2 separate regions of the Homo sapiens genome follow, and region 2 is linked to region 1. The links are chromatin contacts, found by Hi-C or POLR2A ChIA-PET in ENCODE. All regions are on one chromosome and are shown on one strand. The core of a region is the stretch at or near the end of the contact, and the rest is flanking DNA. Distances in the headings are between cores, read along the strand shown. Region 1 holds the start of LINC01252 (long intergenic non-protein coding RNA 1252). Region 2 has its middle 26 kb from the start of ETV6.

The links. Hi-C counts contacts between places; a loop is a spot of excess contacts on that map. ChIA-PET counts read pairs that join two places held with the same protein, here RNA polymerase II (POLR2A). Pooled maps may share reads with other maps.
Region 2: a loop to region 1 is called in a map of ascending aorta, with 2.7 times the contacts of the local background. The contact joins the enhancer-like site here to the promoter of LINC01252 in region 1. A Hi-C loop is called at or near these places in 1 of 168 maps with a recorded cell type or tissue (ascending aorta), 16 of 37 single-sample maps with no recorded cell type and 15 of 50 pooled maps. POLR2A ChIA-PET finds 5 or more read pairs at or near these places in 3 of 52 experiments (H1, activated CD4-positive, alpha-beta T cell and activated naive CD4-positive, alpha-beta T cell).

Annotation. Positions count from the first base shown.
Region 1 is chr12:11,546,362-11,550,384 of GRCh38, forward strand. LINC01252 (long intergenic non-protein coding RNA 1252) reads left to right here and starts at 1,669. Exons shown (of 8, transcript NR_033890.1): 1 at 1,669-1,999; 2 at 3,229-3,360. All of the region lies in intron 2 of LOC124902877 (a long non-coding RNA gene), which reads right to left. It also overlaps the pseudogene RNU7-60P.
Region 2 is chr12:11,621,399-11,625,421 of GRCh38, forward strand. No RefSeq gene overlaps it. Among named protein-coding and RNA genes, the nearest start is that of ETV6, 26 kb to the right of the region's middle. Within about 2 kb of position 2,178, at least 3 of the 41 ENCODE cell types and tissues checked have a DNase peak (open chromatin) inside an H3K27ac peak, as active enhancers do.

The DNA of each region.
Region 1 (4,023 bases), core at 419-2,918:
ATATTAGCTTATCCAGCTGCCTACGGAGCTTCCCATCTGGGCTTTCAGTTGCTACATTCTCTAAAGCCGTATCTGACCCACACCTTACTAACACTATGTGCTTCTACAGCATTCACCCAGTGTTACAGCTCTTTTAGAATCTGTCTAGCAGGTTTTCCAGTCTTCACTGGAAAGCCCTTGCCCCCAAATATAAAAAAATAATAAGGCATTCACCCCTGAACTTTAGCAGGGCTTCCAATCGCCTTTAAGCACTCATTTAAAAGAAAAGTCTTTTATTCCCTTATAATAGTATTAAATCATTAGCAAATGATTCTCAAAACTATTTTTTGAGTGCTCTCTTCTGTGTGAGAATGTAGGAAATGATGACCAAGTATACGAAGTTGGACATGCCTAGTCCCAGGTGGCCTTTTCCTATTGGCACAGCTGCTGGCATTCACCCGTGCAAGCTTCTAGCTTGCTTGTCTATGTCTGCAGCTTGATTTTACAGGCTGCTCATTGTAAGAAAAGAAAACGATTTGAGGGCTGCTTTTCATTAAAAGGAAAACCTTACTGAGGACTTCCTTACCCTCACTATCTGCCTAAATAATTTCTTCTTAACTCCTATATCACTTATAAGAGGAGAAAGCAGACACACAGGGGGAACTCAGTGTGACAGCACAGGCGGAGCCTGGAGGGATGCCCAGGAATGCCAAAGAGACGCACAGACTGGTTTCTCTCTCACAGCCCCCAGAAAAACCTAACCCTGCCAGTGAGAGGTGACAGCGTGCTGGCAGTCCTCACAGCCCTGCTCGCTCTCGGCGCCTCCTCTGCCTGGGCTCCCACTTTGGCGGCACTTGAGGAGCCCTTTAGCCCACCGCTGCACTGTGGGAGCCCCTTGCTGGGCTGGCCAAGGCCGGAGCCGGCTCCCTCAGCTTGCAGGGAGGTGTGGAGGGAGAGGCGCGGGCGGGAACAGGGGCTGCGCGCGGTGCTTCCGGGCCAGCGCGAGTTCCGGGTGGGCGTGGGCTCGGCGGACCCAGCACTCGGAGCGGCAGGCCGGCCCCACCAGCCCGAGCAGTGAAGGGCTTATCACCTGGGCCAGCAGCTGCTGTGCTCAATTTCTCGCCAGGCTTTAGCTGCCTTCCCGCGGGGCAGGGCTCGGGACCTGCAGCCCGCCATGCCTGAGCCTCCCCCACCTCCGTGGGCTCCTGTGCAGCCGGAGTCTCCCCGACAAGCGCCACCCCCTGCTCCGCGGAGCCCAGTCCCATCGACCACCCAAGGGCTGAGGAGTGCAGGCACACGGCACCGCACTGGCAGGCAGCTCCACCTGCAGCCCCGGTGGGGGATCCACTGGGTGAAGCCAGCTGGGCTCCTGAGTCTGGTGGGGACGTGGAGAACCTTTATGTGTAGCTCAGGGATTGTAAATACACCAATGGGCACTCTGTATCTAGCTCAAGGTTTGTAAACACACCAATCAGCACCCTGTGTCTAGCTCAGGGTTTGTGAATGCACCAATGGACACTCTGTATCTTGCTACTCTGGTGGGGACTTGGAGAACCTTTGTGTGGACACTCGGTATCTAGCTAGTTTGGTGGGGACGTGGAGAACCTTTGTGTCTAGCTCAGGGATTGTAAACGCACCAATCAGCGCCCTGTCAAAACAGACCATTGGCTCTACCAATCAGCAGGATGTGGGTTGGGCCAGATAAGAGAATATAAGCAGGCTGCCCGAGCCAGCAGTGGCAACGCGCTCGGGTCCCCTTCCACACTGTGGAGGCTTTGTCCTTTCGCTCTTTGCAATAACTCTTGCTACTGCTCACTCTTTGGGTTCACACTGCCTTTATGAGCTGTAACACTCACCGCGAAGGTCTGCAGCTTCACTCCTGAAGCCAGCGAGACCACGAACCCACCAGAAGGAAGAAACTCCAAACACATCTGAACATCAGAAGGAACAAACTCCGGACACGCCGCCTTTAAGAACTGTAACACTCACGCGAGGGTCCGCGGCTTCATTCTTGAAGTCGGTGAGACCAAGAACCCACCGATTCCGGACACACCAGCACCCGGATCTCAGACCTCTGGCCTCCGGAACTGTGAGAGAGTAACTTTCTGCTGTTTTAAGATACCCAGCTTGTGGTCATTTATTACAGCAGCCCTAGCAAACGAACCCAGTGTGGTTTGCAACTTCAGTTATAGCATCTACCATCAGCCCAATTCAAAAGACCATTTATTTAATCAGCAACGTTTCCCCCGTCACTCCTTATGGGGCAGTATCCACTGTAGGCTACTGATTCTACTTAGTGCTTTAAGTCAGCGTTGCCAGAATCATACTGAAACACATACCTGGGGCTTCTAGGGCATCTCCTAGTCAGCCTTGTCAAAATCAACAGTTTTGAAAATACGCTCTATGGCAGTCCTGAATTCCACAGGGGTGGAATTCAGAGCCGCTCTCCTCTTGTTTGTCGTATTTTATAAAATGGATATTTAATTCTGTTTCACTATTTGCTTTCATTACTAAAATTTCCCAAAATACATGAAAATAGAGGGTACTCGAAAAACCCAACTTTAAATAAAATAACCGTGAGTATTCTGCCATACTTGTTTCTGTGTTAATATAAGAATTTATTTGAAGAGTTCTGCTATAATGTTTTTAAATACTGGTTTCAATAACTCTCTTCCAATACAGATTACACTTTGTTAGCTCCAATAATTGCTGCATGGTGAATTTAGTCTATTGAAAAGGAAGTGTCAGGTCTGAGTGCCAATTATTGTACTTGACCCAAGGTAACTCTCTTTCAAGGTACTGCGTTGGGTTCCCACTGAATTATTTTACCACATTCGAAATCCTTCATCAGAAATTCAATGTCTTTTATTATGATACATGAAATGATCTAATAAATCTCACTGCACACTGTTACTTTGATTTCTCCAATGAACCACACCTCTCAGAATGCACGCCCTTGTATAGTCCCCTCTCATGGTGACAGCAGGCTTAGCCTTGTGACTAGCTTTGACAATGGGGATATTAGCAAGCATGATGCAAGTGGATTCTGATAAGCTTGATGCTGTATTTATTTGCTTTGGCTGCCATAATAAATGATCACAAACTGGGTATCTTAAAACAGCTCCTTTTTCAGATGTTTCTCCACATTCTTCCAAGGCAAAAAGAAAAGAAAAAGAAATACACACAGACACATACATATATGTTTCAGTTCAATAAGTTTTTGTTGTGTTTTGTTTTGTTTTGTTTCAGACAGAGTCTTGCTCTGTCGCCCAGGCTGGAGTGATGAGGCGCGATCATCACTCCACCTGGGCTCACTGCACCTCCGCCTCCCGGGTTCAAGCGATTCTCCTGCTTCAGCCTCCTGAGCAGCTGGGATTACAGGTGAGTGCCACCATGCCCAGCTAATTTTTGTATTTTTCTTAGTAGAGACAGGGTTTCACCATTGTTCGTCAGGCTGGTCTCGAACTCCTGACCTCATGATCCACCCACCTCGGCCTCCCAAAGTGCTGGGATTACAGGCGTGAGCCACCGCGCCCAGCCTCAATAAGTATTTATTAAGTGTATAACACATGGCAGAAACTGTGCTAGATACTGAAACTATAATGGCAAAAATCAATTCCTGTCCTCTGAATTGGTTACCTAGTAGAGAAGACAGACATGTAAACAAATATAGTGGAGAGTGACATAGGCAATAATAAAACTATGTATAAGAAATCCAATTAGTATGGATAATTAACAACTAATGGTTGGAAAGAAGTGTCAAAAAAAGCTTCTTAGATACAGTGACACCTGAGCAGGATTTCTAAGGGTGCACTGGGGAAAGAGGTTCATAAATCAAGGGAGCATCATACTGAAATGGTAGTGATGGAACATGGTATATGCAGACAACTACAAAAATTCACTTCTACTGATAGTCCAAGGGAGGAAGGCATGAATATGAGAATGGAGGTATGGACAGAGGCCAGGTCAGGGTAAGTTAGAGAGCTTACTTAACCTTGTAGAAAATGACGAGCCATTGGAGACTTTAAAGAGAAATAACATAGT
Region 2 (4,023 bases), core at 928-3,427, 76 kb after region 1:
GTATACCTTTGTGAACAAAGATGAAAAGATAAAACATTTACTTTTTTTGAGACAGGGTCTCACTCTATCATCTGGGCTGGAGTGCAGTGGTGCGATCACAGCTCACTGCTTCCTTGAACTCCTGGGCTCAAGCAATCCCCCAACCTCAGCTTCCCAAGTAGCTGGGACTATAAATGTGCATCACCATGCCCAGCTATTTTTTTTTTTTTTAAGAGATGAGAGTTTCACTGTGTTGCCCAGGCTGAAGTGATCCTCCAGTGAAGTGATCCTCCAGTTTCAGCCTCCCAAAGTGCTGGGATTACAGATGTGAGCCACCATGCCCCGCCAGAAACATTCACTTTTTCTCCCCACCCGATCCTTCCAGAATTCGGAAATCTTTATTGAATATTCTTATTTTCATGGTGATGTATTTACATATGTTCAGTAAGAATCTCTTGTCCTTATAACAGAATGCAATTTGAAATATTACTTATATTAGCAAGGCTTTCACTGGAATATCATATTTTAGGATGATGCACATAAAATCAGATAACATCAGACAGTTTTAAGGAACTGTCAGAAGCACTTGAACAAGAGCAACTCCATCTTGAATAGGGGCTGAGTAAAATGAGGCTGAGACCTACTGGGCTGCATTCTCAGATGGTTAGGCATTCTAAGTCACAGAATGAGATAGGAGGTCGGCACAAGACACAGGTCATAAAGACCTTCCTGATAAAAACAAGTTGCAGTAAAGAAGCCGGCCAAAACTCACCAAAACCAAGATGGTGATGAGAGTGGCCTCTGGGTGTCCTCACTGCTACACTCCCACCAGCACCATGACAGTTTACAGATGCCATGGCAACGTCAGGAAGTTACACTGTATGGTCTGTAAAGGGGAGGCATGAATAACCCATCCCTTGTTGAGCATATCATCAAGAAATAACCAGCAGTGCTGGCGCTGATCTGTCTATGGAGTAGCCATTCTTTCATTCCTTTACTTTCTTAATAAACTTACTTTCACTGTAATCTATGAACTCGCCCCAAATTCTTTCTTGCTTGAGATCTATGAACCCATTCTGGGGGTCTAGATCAGGACCCCTTTCTGGTAACAAAACTAATGCTGACTTTATGAAGCCAGTGCTTAAAAAGCCCCTTGAAATATTGGCCTGGTACCTGATTAACAGGGTTCCCAACCTAACAGGTGAGTAAAAAAGGTCACTTCTTGGTAGGCCCAGGAAGCTGAAAATATTTTGGGGACCTCAAGAAAAAAGGAATTCACCCAAATCTGTAGGTATTGCTGGTGAAGGCTGATGGATTGGTTTCCAGCTTTGATAGGCTTTAACAGTCTAACCTGAAATTCCTTATTAAAAGTTGCAACAAAGCAGACTCAAAAAGAGCTTACATTGTCAATCATTATTCTTGCTATTTTTATGTAATAATCAGGCCAAGGTCAATGAGATTGACTTATTTTGCAACAAAAATAGTGTTACTTTGATTATCTTTCATAGAAATAGGGGTGATTGTAGAGAGAACTATGCTGTTTCAATTGAAAACTATAGCACACCCTTGTGGATTGTCAAATTCTAGCCGTGTTCACTGCCTTTCAGCTTTTTTAACCTCTCTGTAAACTGACTCCTGCTGTGTTTTGCATTTTGTCAGTAATTAACATTTCTGATTTTAATCTCACCTGATTTGGCACCACTGAGAACTAAAACCTGACTGCCTAGATCCGTATTGACACTACCCAGAAAAAGCCCTGCAAGCTGAAACTGGGCCCTTCCGTGCTCTGCTCTGAGAAATAACCATAACTGTCACATTGTATATGCCATTCCCAGAGACATTCAAACCACAAACCCAGAAACACTTCAGACTGCCACGGCCCGTCCTCCTTCTATCACCTAGAGATGCGTTGAGCCCAACATTCAGAAATCTTCTCAACTGATTGCCCTCTGGCCTCAGAAACTGGGTTTATAAACAGTTCTATCTATTAACCTTGGTTTTCTTTTGTTTCCATAGAAAGGTCCTCATTAAATGTCTTACAGCACCATATAGAGACCTAACCGGTGGGCACCCTATTCCCTCTGGCAACACAATCTCTTGAGATACAACTTTCTGAGTAAACTGAACTCTTATACACTGTTGGTAGGAATGTAAGCTATTCCCAGGACTGAGAGACTGGTTCAGTGAGATGGGGCAATGTGTTTAAATTTGTCCTTTTCTGCTTACTCACTCTCGTTCCAATCTGTTTTCCTTCCCTTTGCAGATCTCTTATCTTGCAACACCTAATCCGAATCTCTCTCAACAGCTACAAACTTGGCTTTTGATGTATGAAACGTCCTGAGAAAAAGAAAGTTTCAAAGGGTGGGATAAAGGGTTCCAGAATATGCCACCCAATATATGGATTATTTTGAGCTAAAAGCAACTGAGAACCAACAGACACAGGAAAGGCTCTTTCTGTCCCCTAACTGCCTAAAAGCAGAATATAAATTTCCCCTTTTGTAAAGGAAATTTATATTTATAAAGTAAATTTCTCTTGGTGAAGATTCCTCTGTACCAGAAAGAGAGCTAGGCCTGGGGATAACCCATCACCTGAGACACTCTTACCTGCATAACCCTTATTTACATACACGTATACATTTCCTGCCTTACTTTCTCAGGACTTGTCTTCTCTACTCAGAAGCCCCAAACCCCTTTCCCTTTGTTTAGTCTGAGATGCTATATAAGCTTCAATCATCTGGGTCTCCTTGAGTCTTTTCTTTGTGATACTCCCACGTGTATGTATGCACATAATTAATCTGTTTTTTTCCTCTTGTTAATCTATGTTTTGTTAGTTTAATTTCCAGGGCCTCAGCCATAGAATCTATTGGGTAGAAGGAGAAAAAGTTATTTGTCTCCCCTAGAAGCCAAAATGCAGTCCTAGCCATAGCAATCAAGCAAGAGAAAGAAAAAAAAAAAAGGCATCCACATTGGAAAAGAGGAAGTCAAGTTGTCTCTCTTTGCAGATGACATGATTTTATATATATGTATATATATATGTATATATATACATATATATATACATATATATACATATATATATACATATATATACATATATATACATATATATATGTATATATATACCTAAAGACTCCAATTTAAAAAAAAAAAACCTCTAAGAACTGATAAATTCAGTAAGGTTGCAGGATACAAAATCAACATACAAAAATCAGTAGTGTTCTATACACCAATAACAAAGTAGCTGAAAAGAAAATCAAGAAAATAATCACATTTACAGTAGCTACAAAAATAATAAAATATCTAGGAATAGATTTAATCAAGGAGGTGAAAGACCTCTACAGGGAAAACTATAAAACACTAATGAAAGAAACTGAAGAGGAAACAAACAAATGAAAAGACATCCCACACTCATGGATTGAAAGAATTAATATTGCTAAAATGAACATACTATCCAAAGCAACCTACAGATTTAATGCAATTCCTACCAAAATATCAATGACATTCTTCACAGATATTTTTTTTAAATCCTAAAAATCATATGGAACCACAAAAGACCCTGAATAGCCAAAGCAGTCAGGACTTAAGCAAAAAGCACAAAGCTGGAGGCATTACACTACCTAACTTTAAAATACACTACAAAACTACAGTAGCCAAAACAGCATGGAATTGATATAAAAACAGACACATAGACCACTGGAACAGAATAGAGAGAGCCAAGAAGTAAATCCACGTATTTATAGCCAACTGGTTTTTACAAAGACACTAAACACATTGGGAAAAGGACACCATCTTCAGTAAATGGTGCTGGGAACTCGGTAACCATATGCAGAAAAATAAAGCTGGACCCCTGTCTCTCACCCTATACAAAAATTAACTCAAAATGGGTTAAAAAGTTAAACCTAAGAGCAGAAACTATAAAACTACTAGAAGAAAACATAGGGAAACACTCCAGGACATCAGTCTAGGCAAAGATTTTATGGCTAAAACCTCCAAAACACAGGCAACAACAACAAAAATAGACAAATGGGACTATATTAAGCTAAA